Regions from separate parts of the Homo sapiens genome. Here region 2 is linked to region 1. Evidence: chromatin contacts called from ENCODE Hi-C or POLR2A ChIA-PET data. All regions are on one chromosome and are shown on one strand. The core of a region is the stretch at or near the end of the contact, and the rest is flanking DNA. Distances in the headings are between cores, read along the strand shown.

Region 1 (5,365 bases), core at 2,017-4,516:
TTTTTCTGACCTGTTTTACTCCTACTTTGCCTTCCAAAGGATGATCAGGACCAATTTCCCATGTACTAATCTTGAGCCTCATAAGAACACAAGGAATGCCACCCAGGATGAGAGAAATAGTTTATTTTCACAGTGCCACCAAAGGACAAGGAGATAAAAGATTGTTGGGCATGGTCCTCTGTGATGGCCTCAGTGGCTGGGGCTTGTCACTAATTTTAGTAACCCTACTATTGATCAGAAGTACACCAAAATTCAAAACTTTTTGGAATAAAAAAAAGAAGCTTATCAGTTTGATGACTTTCTACTTTATAGAAATTATAATCATTTTCATCATATGGGGCTGGAAAAATCTACATTTCTGGATTTACAAAGCAAGTGCAGAATTACCTGATTTGGTTGCTTAGCTATGCTGGTCTGTAGCCTGTACCTAAGTTTTTGACCATTTCACTTGGAAAAGAAGAAAGGAAAGGGAAAGGAAAAGAAGGAAGAAAATAAATTGACTGAATGAAAATAAAGAGGAGAGGAGTGGAGGGAAGGAAGGGAAGAACAGGAGAGAAGAGGAGAAAAGAAGAAAAGAAAGAAAAGAAGGAACAAATAAACTGACTGAACAATTGAAAATATGCCCAGCACTTGAAACAGCCTTTGTCTCTTTCATGGTGATGCCAAGAAGTCATTCAAAATGAAAATCATGGAACATAAACAAGACTCTCAAAGGAAGGACAGAGAAACACTAATTCTCTGTTTACCAAGCCATTGATGGAAAAGGCGTTAGTGATGGAACAGGCTTTAGTGATGGAACAGGCGTTAGTGGTTAAGCTTTTCAAAGCATGTTCACACACTGTCTATCTTAGTCCTGACAATAACCCTGAAAGGCAGGCAGAGCAGTTATGATCATTTCCATCCTACAATGGAGGAAATGGAGGCTAAGGTCAGAAGGGCAATGAACAATGGAGTCAAAAATAAACTAAGTAATAAATGAAAAAACAACAACAGGGAAATTGGTAAAGTGAAACAGGAAGAGAGAAACGAGGCATGAGCAAAAAGTTAAGAGAGATGACCTGTTTGATGGAGAGGGAGGAAAACAACCTAGATGAAGCAGAGACTTCTGACTGGGCACAGAGGGAAAGGTGGGCCAAGGGAGGTAGTGGAGTTTGGGCTTAATTTTGAAACTCCATACAAAGCCACATTAAATTATTTTTTAACCACGCTGAAACTACAGGCAAAATATAGTACAGACAACATCCTTGTGCTCTCTGTAATCTCTATGAAGCATGTATGAACTGTTCCTTCAGCAACCCTCAGTACTATTATTAGTATTATTCCCATTTTACTATAAGGAAACTGAAGTACAGAGGTTACATAAACTGCCCAAGGTTGTGAAGGTAATAAGGGGCACAACTGGTATTTGAATGAAGCAGGCAGGATTCAGAGTTCATGCCCTTAAGCACTGCAATATAATATTCCTCTAAACAAAAGGAAGATTCTTCGCGAAGTGCCTTTTAGCAGGTCTCCTATGCTACACCTTGCCAATTACTGAAAGAGTCTATTCTCGTGAGAGATAACAACAAAGACAATTCGAGTTGTGGAATTTTTACTTGCCTATTCAGTGGAATCCATAAAGAGCCAACACATGTACTGTTATAAGTGGAATGTCTAACATCTGAAATCTTCAGAGGCTTCAAATTATATGCATACAACAATAAAACCTATAAGAAAAATAAAAGGGGTATAAAATGTGACATCAAAATTAGAGTTTAGCTCAAAAACTACAGCATTAGTTCACAAAATAATATCACTGTACTTTGAAAAGTATTTGTTTAGAAGAGAAAAATTGGGTTTTCAATTCACCTGAAAGAGAAATGATGTGAACCAGAATTGTACAAAGGTTGTAGGATGAAAATAAATACTATTTGGTAACAATATGATATTATTTTTGAAGAGTGACATTTTGTATTGCAATTAAGTTTATATTTCAGCTTTTGAAGGCCCTCTACAGTAAGTATTAAGCATACACCTGGTAAATAGCCAACTTTGTTCCTTGTTACTTCTCAATGTGTACCGTTCCCATAAGTGGGCATAGTCATTTCTATGAGTTCACTTATGCTGTTGCCTTCCTCTTCTCTCCATTTATCCAATCCACACACAGCTTTCTAGCCACCACAGCTAAGATGAAACGTCCCTTGATGATTCATGCTCTAGTAATTTCCCTGTTGTTTGGATTCTGACAATTCTTAGAGTCAGTTGCATAAGTTATAGCACCTACTTAGTTATGGATTTGTAGCGTTTGAGAGTCACAGAAGCTTAGAGATAATCTGGTCTAATTCCTTCATTTCAGATATAAGAAAGCTATTGTCCAGAGCTGCCAATCAAAACCGAGTAATTAGGCATATTGAGGCTCAGAGAACAGAGCCCCAAAGTAACAAAGGACGTTAGAAGGCCTTAGAAACTACCTCAGAACCAAGACCTTTTAACCCAGCACAGGTAGGGGCTCTCTCAGGAGGTTCCCGTATCTGCCTGAGAAAACTTCTTCCAAAAGACGTACAATAGTCTTGAAGCTCCCTTTCTAGGAATCTCATTAAATAACCAAGAAAGATTAAGCACCAGAGAGGAGAAAAGACTAAAAGTCATCACCAGGCCCACACAGAGTTTTTGTCTATTCTTCTGAGGGCAGCTTGGAGAGATTGCCTGGGAGACTTTATCTGCATAATCGGACAACCTTTGTTTGCAGTGTTGTGCTACCGCTCTTCTTCCCATAACTTCCCACAAGCTATTGTCTGTTCTTGGTCCCATTCAAACAGATCATTCAAAAACTATGGTCTACCCTTTGGGTCCATTCAGTTCCGGTATGAGTAATTGGGTAATCATTCTCTTGTTATTTTCCTGTGCTTATACACATTACTAAATTTGTATGCTTTTTCTCCTGTTAAGCTATCTATTGTCAGTATTATTTTGGTAGACTTTATTAGACCCAAATCTTTAGAAGAGGAGGAAAAAACTCTCTTCACCCCTAAAAGCACATGCCTTTACCTCTGCTTCCTCACAAAGTAAACTAAGATAAGAGTAAAGGTATTTTTAAAAGGCGTAAGTACACAAGGACAGAAAGAACACAAGAGGAGATGAAGCAGACAAAAGATGTTAGCAACACTATGAAGGACAGAAAGCACCTGGAAGAACAAAGCTGACTCAGCAGAAAGGAAAGGCTGTGTCCTAAGTGTTTTCAGAGGGGTTGCCAACAACAAGCATGACTGAGAACACCGAGAAGCTCAGGAACTGGAGGCTCAGGTACCTTTAAAGGCAGGAGTAGGTGGCACTGCAAACAGGGAGTAACATTAGACAACCTCCCTTTCATCTGGGTGGGTACAACCTGGAGACTCCTCCTTTCCCTTGCCTCCTCTCTCCCGGCTGAACTTCTTCTATTTTGCTCTCTGCTTATGTTAAATCAGAGAGGATCTATGCTAAGGGACGTTAGGTACAACGCTCAGGTGCTTTACTAAAAACATTGGAATTAAGTGAAAGTCTGTATTCTGAATGAGAGACATCCTGCTACCCCACAACAGCCCCTTCTCAGAATGTAGTAAATTAGGCAGGAGTCTAACAGAATTGTCTTTGGGGAAACTGATATGTCAAAGAGAAAAGACCTACAGGTGCTGAAATTTCATCATCCTCCAGTGAAACTACTGCCTCCTTCTGCAGTTATCCTGTAATGAGGCCCACAAGTCAATATCTAACTAAATATGCTTTTTAGTGTTTCACTTCAAACATAAGTAGACAGTCAAGAGTCACTAGACAGGAAATGAAAGGCAAAAACTAAAACTAACAGAAGGGAAATTGCAGAATAAGATATAAGACAAAGATCAGGAGAAAACTCCAATGAAACCATAATTAATATCCTCAGATAGAAGAAAGACAACATTGTATCTGTGAAACAAGAACAGGATACTAACAAAATGGGACAATCAGAGAACAAGGAAGACTACTTAAAAATAAAAATATGATCAAAACAACTAAATAATCAAGAAAAGATTGAAAATATAAAGTTGAATCCATCTCCCCAAAAGTGAAACCTAAATTTAAAAACGTAGATAATAGGGAAAAAAATGAGAAAAGTAAACACTTAATCCAATTGGTTCAATAACTGAATAATAGAAATTCCAAAAGGTACTAAGATAATCAGAGGGAGGAAATTATTAAATAAAAAAAGGCCATGAACTGAAGAATATTACTTTCCATTTTGAAAGGGCCACCCTAAATATCCAGCACAACAGATGAAAGACTCACACCAATGCGCATCATGGAATTTCAGTACATACGGGACAGAGGGAAGACTGAGAGCTAGCAGAGTCACAAATAAAGAACTAGGAATCAGAATGGGATCAGACTTCTCAACAGCAATGCAAGATTGCAAGTGGAATAATGCCCCTCACATTTTCAGGGAAAATAACTGTCAGCCTAGAATTTTATGCCAAGAAAACAATGAATTAAGCATTAAAATAAAGATCTTTTGTTAGACATTCAAGGTCTTTTTACCTCCTGGGTAATCTCAGTTAGTTTGCTGCAACCCTGTTAGCATATAAGGGGAATGTAGTCATGGTATTGGCCCTTGGACAAACCTGAATAAAATGTGTTAACCAGTAATTGACGCAGTCCTGTTCTAGGGTCTGAAACACACCAGGGAGCAGCCTATAACATCTGGTCTGCATTTTTTATAGAAAATGTGCATACTAATGATTGGCAGCTGGATCTATTATCTTCACTTCTATTATTAAGTCTGGGCTCACACGTGTTTTTGACTACATAAACAGAGATATAAAAGGCTCCTCCTCAGATAAGAGAGCAGCTTGAGACCACGATATGCCATATTTTGGTGGTTTATAATCCATAAATGAACTGTGTCCTATGTGACTGAGACTCTGAAAGCTGCCCCTGGATATCTTGAGTGTCTCAAATGATCACCTGTGCTTTCTTTAGCCTTCCATGCCTTATCCTTTCTTTGTGAAGTCTCGTGAGTACTCTGAAAAATTAGAACCTCTAATACACCCTTTTTCAGGAAGCTGGAAGATGTGTTCATCTGACACAAGAGAGTAACTCAAGACAGAAACAGGAGACCCAGGGAACCCAACTTAGAGAGAGGGGAAGGAATTTGCAATAGAGTGACGAATGGGACTCTTAAGATGATAGTTGAGCCATAAGAGCAATCAGTGCAGAGCATGTCTCTGAAGAAGAAAAACAATGGAACTGAAAGATATGCTGATGAGTTTGACCAAATGGAGAAGACTGTATAGTTCTTTGAAAGTTTGGGAAGAATTAGAGATTATTCCCAAACTTTCAAAAAGGCAAAAGACTGACTCTAAGTTAAAGATAAGGC
Region 2 (5,639 bases), core at 1,166-3,665, 97 kb before region 1:
ACAAGTGGCTCTAACTCATTCATTTTTGTTCCAAACAGTGCAGTCACCAAAGCAGTTGAAGTGATTTTCCTAAAACATAAGCCAGGTCGCATTCTCTTAGCTGACCCTTCCAATGGCTCCTCACAGTAATGATAATGAAATCCAGCCTCCTTAGCCTGCCTTACATGTCCTGGCCCCCATGTAACTCTCCTCTTTCTTTTCACTGGCCTTCTCTCTGCCTCATGCAAAGGCAAAGTCATTCTCACCTCAGTGTCTTTTCATTTGCTGCTCCCTGTGCCTAAGATGTTCTCCCCAGATTCCCATGGTCATCTCCTTCTCATCATTCAGGTCTTAGCTCAAATGTTTCCTCCTATGAAAGGCCTTTCCTGACCACCCTGGCTAACGCAGTCCCTTCCTTACCTGGTAAGGGACTTAGCAGTTTACCCTATATCCCAATACCTGATTTCATTTTTTTCATAGCACTTCCTAATATCTGAATTTTTTTTTTTTTTTTTTGAGACGGAGTTTCACTCTTGTTGTCCAGGCTGGAGTGCAATGGTGTGATCTCGGCTCACCACAACCTCCGCCTTCCAGGTTCAAGTGATTCTCCTGCCTCAGCCTCCCGAGTAGCTGGGATTACCGGCATGCACCACCACACCCGGCTAATTTTGTATTTTTAGTAGAGACGGGGTTTCTCCATGTTGGTCAGGCTGGTCTCGAACTCCTGACCTCAGGTGATCTGCCCGCCTCAGCCTCCCAAAGTGTTGGGACCACAGGCGTGAGCCACCGTGCCCAGCCACTATCTGAAATTTTTATTTGTTCTTATAATGTCTGTCTCCCCACACCAGAGTCTTGAAACATTCCTGGCACACAGCAGTTTCACAACAAATAACTACTAATAAGTAACTTCCTAATTTTTAAAAAAAGTATGATAAACTAGCATTTCTGCAGGTCAGAATCCAGTCACACCAGTTTTTCCAAAACTCTAAAATTAGCAATATGGTCAAATGAGACGCCACTAAGTCCCTATACCAATACTTGGACTACGATGCCTTCAATCATTTATTCAGAGCATACAGCTGAAACACGTAATTCTAACAAGGTGATTTCACAAACCAAGGAAGTCTAGAAAACAGAAGGCAAAGAAGCTGCTCTAGACAGGCACTTTAAAGAGCAACAGGTAGTAATGAACGATAAGTGAGAAAAAAAGATGCTCAAAAGTACATGGGAGAAAAGGAAAGGGAGAGGGCACAGAATTATACCTCCCACACCTTCCTAGTATGGAAAGTGCAAGACTACTGCACAGCATTAGTGATGTCACAGGCAGGTCCCCGAGTCACCAATACAACAGCACACCTACGTCTAGTATAAGCCATTTCAGAGGACAAGTTAAAGACAGAATTATAGAAACGTTTCATTCTCGAGACAAAAAGTTAATGTAATTCACTCATGTGCTTCCTTATGCTCCATTCATCCGATACAGTGCTACTAAAAGCCATTAAAGTCACCTGCAGAGATGTAACACAATGTTTGGATTTGGAGCCTTAAACATGTGTAACACGTGCCCCCTTGGTTCCCAAGTCAAGGAACAACTAATGAATTGCTGGAAAAGCGAGCTCTAAGCCCTGTAAACCACAACTGCAAGCTGTGTCTAACTGCATCGTAACCAGGCCTGGTGAGCTGCGGGGTGTAGTGGGTAGATCACTGAGGCCTGGGCTCAGAAAAACTGGGTTCAAACGACCTGCTCCAACTTAGGAAACACAACTCGCCGGGTGATTTAATGTTTGTTTTCGGCTCTTAAAGCGGGGCGGGGAAGAGGACCATCTGCCCACCTACCTCGGTCTTCTAAGAACTGAGCATTAAGGGAGAGACTTTACATGAGTCCCTCAAAGACGGTCCCGTCGAAAGCTAGCAGTCAGGACACAAGGCGGTAACGTCGGCCTGGGTTTAGGGACAGCGGCTACAGGAACCAATTCAACTACACCACTCAGCTGAAATGAAAGTTCTCCAACTTTCAATCACCAAAAATACACTTTACTTGCAGGACAACAGCTCAAGTGAGGCTAACCTGTAAAATGCATCCAAGTACCTGCCAAAAGAAAAGTACTTGAGGTTGACAAAAAAGGAGACAGACTTGTGGAGACGAGGCAAACTTTTCGGAGGCAGCACACCCCACAAGGCTCCGGGAGGTGCGCGACCCCGGCCCGCGCCTCCCCGGACACTTCCCAGCCCAGCGCGCCGCCGCGCCCCCGCCCAGCAACCGCTCCGGGCGCGCAAAGCCCAAGGACCGCCGCCCCGCCCTCTGAGGGGGACGGAGCGGGTCTTAGGATCGGGAGGGTGCGCGGACGCGGCGGGCGGGGGCCCGCTGACCTCAGGGCCTCCGGAACCTCACCTCTCCGCAGCAACACAACAGGGGGCCGCGGCCGGCTCCGCGCTGGGCTTCCGGCTCCCGCCTGGACTGTTAAACTTCGGCGGCCGGAAGTCCCGCCCCGAGTGACGTCACGGGGCGAGGCGCTGCGTGCGGCTGTGGCTTCTGGCCGGACAGAAGTCGGGGTACAGAGGGTCTGGTCAGGGCGGCGCTGGGCAGCCGCGGGGGAAGTTATCCCAGTGTCAGGGCGGGAACTGCGGGCCGGGGCGGCCCTCTCCACGCCCCAGCGACGGAGCTCCGGCCACTGCCAACTGCTTGTCATTCACTTGCTGTTTACTGTGTGCCAGGCACTGTGCTAGACTCTTGAGTGTACAGTGATGGTTTAGCCTGGGGATACAGGGGTACAGTGAATTCTCGTGGTCCTTGGCCTTGTGGAGCTTACAATGCACTATAGGAAGCTGACGTTATTAGATGCTTAAATGGAAAGTGAAACTATGATAATGAAAGGTATAAGATGCACGAAGACCCATAATAAGGGAAACTATTGTGGATGTGGATTTAGGAAAGGATTCCTACATGCGATTTACAAGCCAGGAAACGCGCTCAGGCTGAGAAATAACCCAAAGAGTAGGCGTCTGCACTAACCTACTTCAAAACCCATGATCTTTCTTTCGCATCATGCTGCGAGGTCCGGAACATCAAACATCATCTGTTTGGGAATTCTTTTGAAGGGGATACTTCAAGGTGGAAAAGGAAGTTGCTGAGCCGAGTTTTCAAGTGCCCCTTCCAAAGGTCCTTTTATAGCTCTACTGACAATTTTTGCTAAGAATATTTATCATAAATATAGAGCATTTCTTCTGCAAAAAGTGTTATTCTTTCATCACAACTACATGGGGTGTGTTTCTGAACTAGGTACATCAGCCCCAGTTATCTGCATTCATATTGCAGATAATTGGAAAATTCTAATAAGTGCATTTTTTCAGAGCAGAAATTGAAATCGTAGCCAAGTTACTGAGGTTCATGGGGGAGTGGCAAAAGGAGAAAGATAGCAAGCAGCAACTACCTTAATTGTACAGTCTGCAGTTCTTGAGGCTATGAAATCCAATTTGGGCAGGGAGGAGGCCCAGAAAGTTGGGAACTAAGAAAGTACGGTAAGGGAGTGGGGGCAGGGAGAATGGGAGCAAATGGAGAAAAGAAAACTTCAAACAAAAAGGGCAATTAATTAAATCTCTGAAAATTGAAGCCAGCAGGAAAATTGAGACTAGACTATATGAAAATATATATAATAATACATGTAATATAATATATACATATTATATGATATAATACTAGTTATACATATAAAAATAGATATTTATTGAACACTTTACTAAGCACTGTATTTGTGTATATAGACGTAATGTGTATGTATGCAATATATATATAATTTCATCTTTCTAAAAACACATGAAGTATGTGCTATTATTTGTCCCCATTTTACATATGAGGAAATAGAGGTTAAGTAACTTGTCCAAGGTTACAAGTTTAATAAATGGTAGATTCAGAAGTTAAACCTGGGACCATGAGACTGCAAAGACTGTCCCAGACCTTTATGCTATACAGTCAAGAGCCATAACACAGCGTATAGGGCCAAATGGAAACCTCCATTCCTCTGTCCTCACTGATGCTGCGGCCTCATCAAATCTTACTGGCCCTGAAACAGTCCTGTCATTTTTGTCCGTGCCTCTGTGCCTATGTATACACTGTTTCCTCAGTTCTGTATAATAGTTTAACGAACAATAGATGCCAAATGTTAGAAGCCTTGCTAATATATGAATTATATAAACATATACAGATTTCCAAAAGTAGCCATCACAACAAAGAATATTTCTAGAGACAAAGAGAAATATTTCATAATGATAAAATGGTAAATAACCACAAGCCATTATCAATTTTAAGTGTATAGGTGAACGTAAGAGAATTTTGAAATATATGAAGAATAAGTATCAAAGCTAAAGGAGGAAAAAAGCATACCCATAGTCATTGTTGGAGACTGACAGAATTTTCTCAGTAATTCATAGAACATCCAGATAAGAAAAACAAATCAGAAAAGATGTGGAAGATCTGTACACTTATCAACTATTTTAACTGACATTTATAGAACACTATAGCCAACTACTGCAGGATAAACATTCTTTTCAAATACACATGAAAATGGAGCATATATTGGGCTATAAAACAAGTCAATTGATTTTTAACAGAATAAATCTTACAGACAATACTCTCTGATCACAACAGTATTAAATATAAATAAAAAACAATAACACATCTAGAAAAGCCCCAAACGTGAAATAAAACAACCTTACTTCTAATAACCCATAGGTGAAGGAAAAAATCAAATCACAAATATTAATAATAACAGAAAATATTTGAACCGAGTGATAAGTAAAATACAATAAAAATTCATGGAAACAGCTAAATCAGTGCTTATATTATGAAATCAGTGTTTATATTCTGAAAAAAAGAAAAGTCCAAAATCAATGATCTATGCTCTCTCTTAAGAAACTTAGAGAACAAATTAAACACAAAGATTACAGTACAGAACAATGAAATTGAACAAAGATGAACAATAGAGAAAAATCAATGAAACCAAAAGCTGATTTTTGAAATGATTAATAAAATTGAGAAATCTCTAGCTAGACTTACCAATAAGAAAGAGAAAACACAAATTACCAATATCAAGATTGAAAGAGAAGCCATCAATACAAATCCAAAGGATATTTACAAAAATAAGGGAATAGGATAAACAACTCCATGTCAATAAATTTGGTCACAACTAAAACAAATGAATACCTTGAAAGACAAGTATTAAAACTGACACAAGAAGCAATAGATAATATGATAGCCCTATATGTACCATAAAAATTGAATTCAAAATTAAGAAAGCCATCTCACAAAGGAACCCCAGGATCAGATGGCTTTACTGTTGAATTCTATCAAACACATGAAGAAATAATTCAACATTTTAGGAAAACAGAAAAGAAGAGAATATTTGCTAAACCCATTTTTTAGAGGCAGTATTACTCTGATACTAAACCAGAAAAAGACATTATAAGAAATATCCATAATTCATATCCCTTATGCATGGAGACAAAATTATATAGATACACATATATATGCAAAGTAAATCCAGTAATTTATAAAAAGGATTATAATCAAGTGAGATTTCTTCGAGAAATCCAAGATTGGTTTAACACTCAAAAATCAATTAACATAATTCACCATATTAACAAAATGAGGGAGAAAGCCCATA

Evidence for each region. A loop is a pair of places that touch in the nucleus more often than their neighbours do. ChIA-PET counts read pairs that join two places held with the same protein, here RNA polymerase II (POLR2A). Pooled maps may share reads with other maps.
Region 2: a map of endothelial cell of umbilical vein shows a loop between it and region 1 (5-fold over the local background). The contact joins the promoter of NEDD1 here to the enhancer-like site in region 1. A Hi-C loop is called at or near these places in 3 of 168 maps with a recorded cell type or tissue (Calu3, PC-3 and endothelial cell of umbilical vein), 1 of 37 single-sample maps with no recorded cell type and 9 of 50 pooled maps. POLR2A ChIA-PET finds 5 or more read pairs at or near these places in 2 of 52 experiments (MCF 10A and PC-3).

Annotation. Positions count from the first base shown.
Region 1 is chr12:96,808,077-96,813,441 of GRCh38, reverse strand. It overlaps CFAP54 (cilia and flagella associated protein 54), which reads right to left. Exons shown (of 68, transcript NM_001306084.2): 64 at 1,600-1,706. Among named protein-coding and RNA genes, the nearest start is that of NEDD1, 96 kb to the left of the region's middle. Within about 2 kb of position 3,266, at least 3 of the 41 ENCODE cell types and tissues checked have a DNase peak (open chromatin) inside an H3K27ac peak, as active enhancers do; they include PC-3 and endothelial cell of umbilical vein, where a contact is called at or near this core.
Region 2 is chr12:96,904,033-96,909,671 of GRCh38, reverse strand. NEDD1 (NEDD1 gamma-tubulin ring complex targeting factor) reads right to left here and starts at 2,415. Exons shown (of 16, transcript NM_152905.4): 1 at 2,372-2,415; 2 at 1,816-2,068. RefSeq lists enhancers at 1,593-1,732, 1,773-1,862 and a silencer at 2,103-2,382.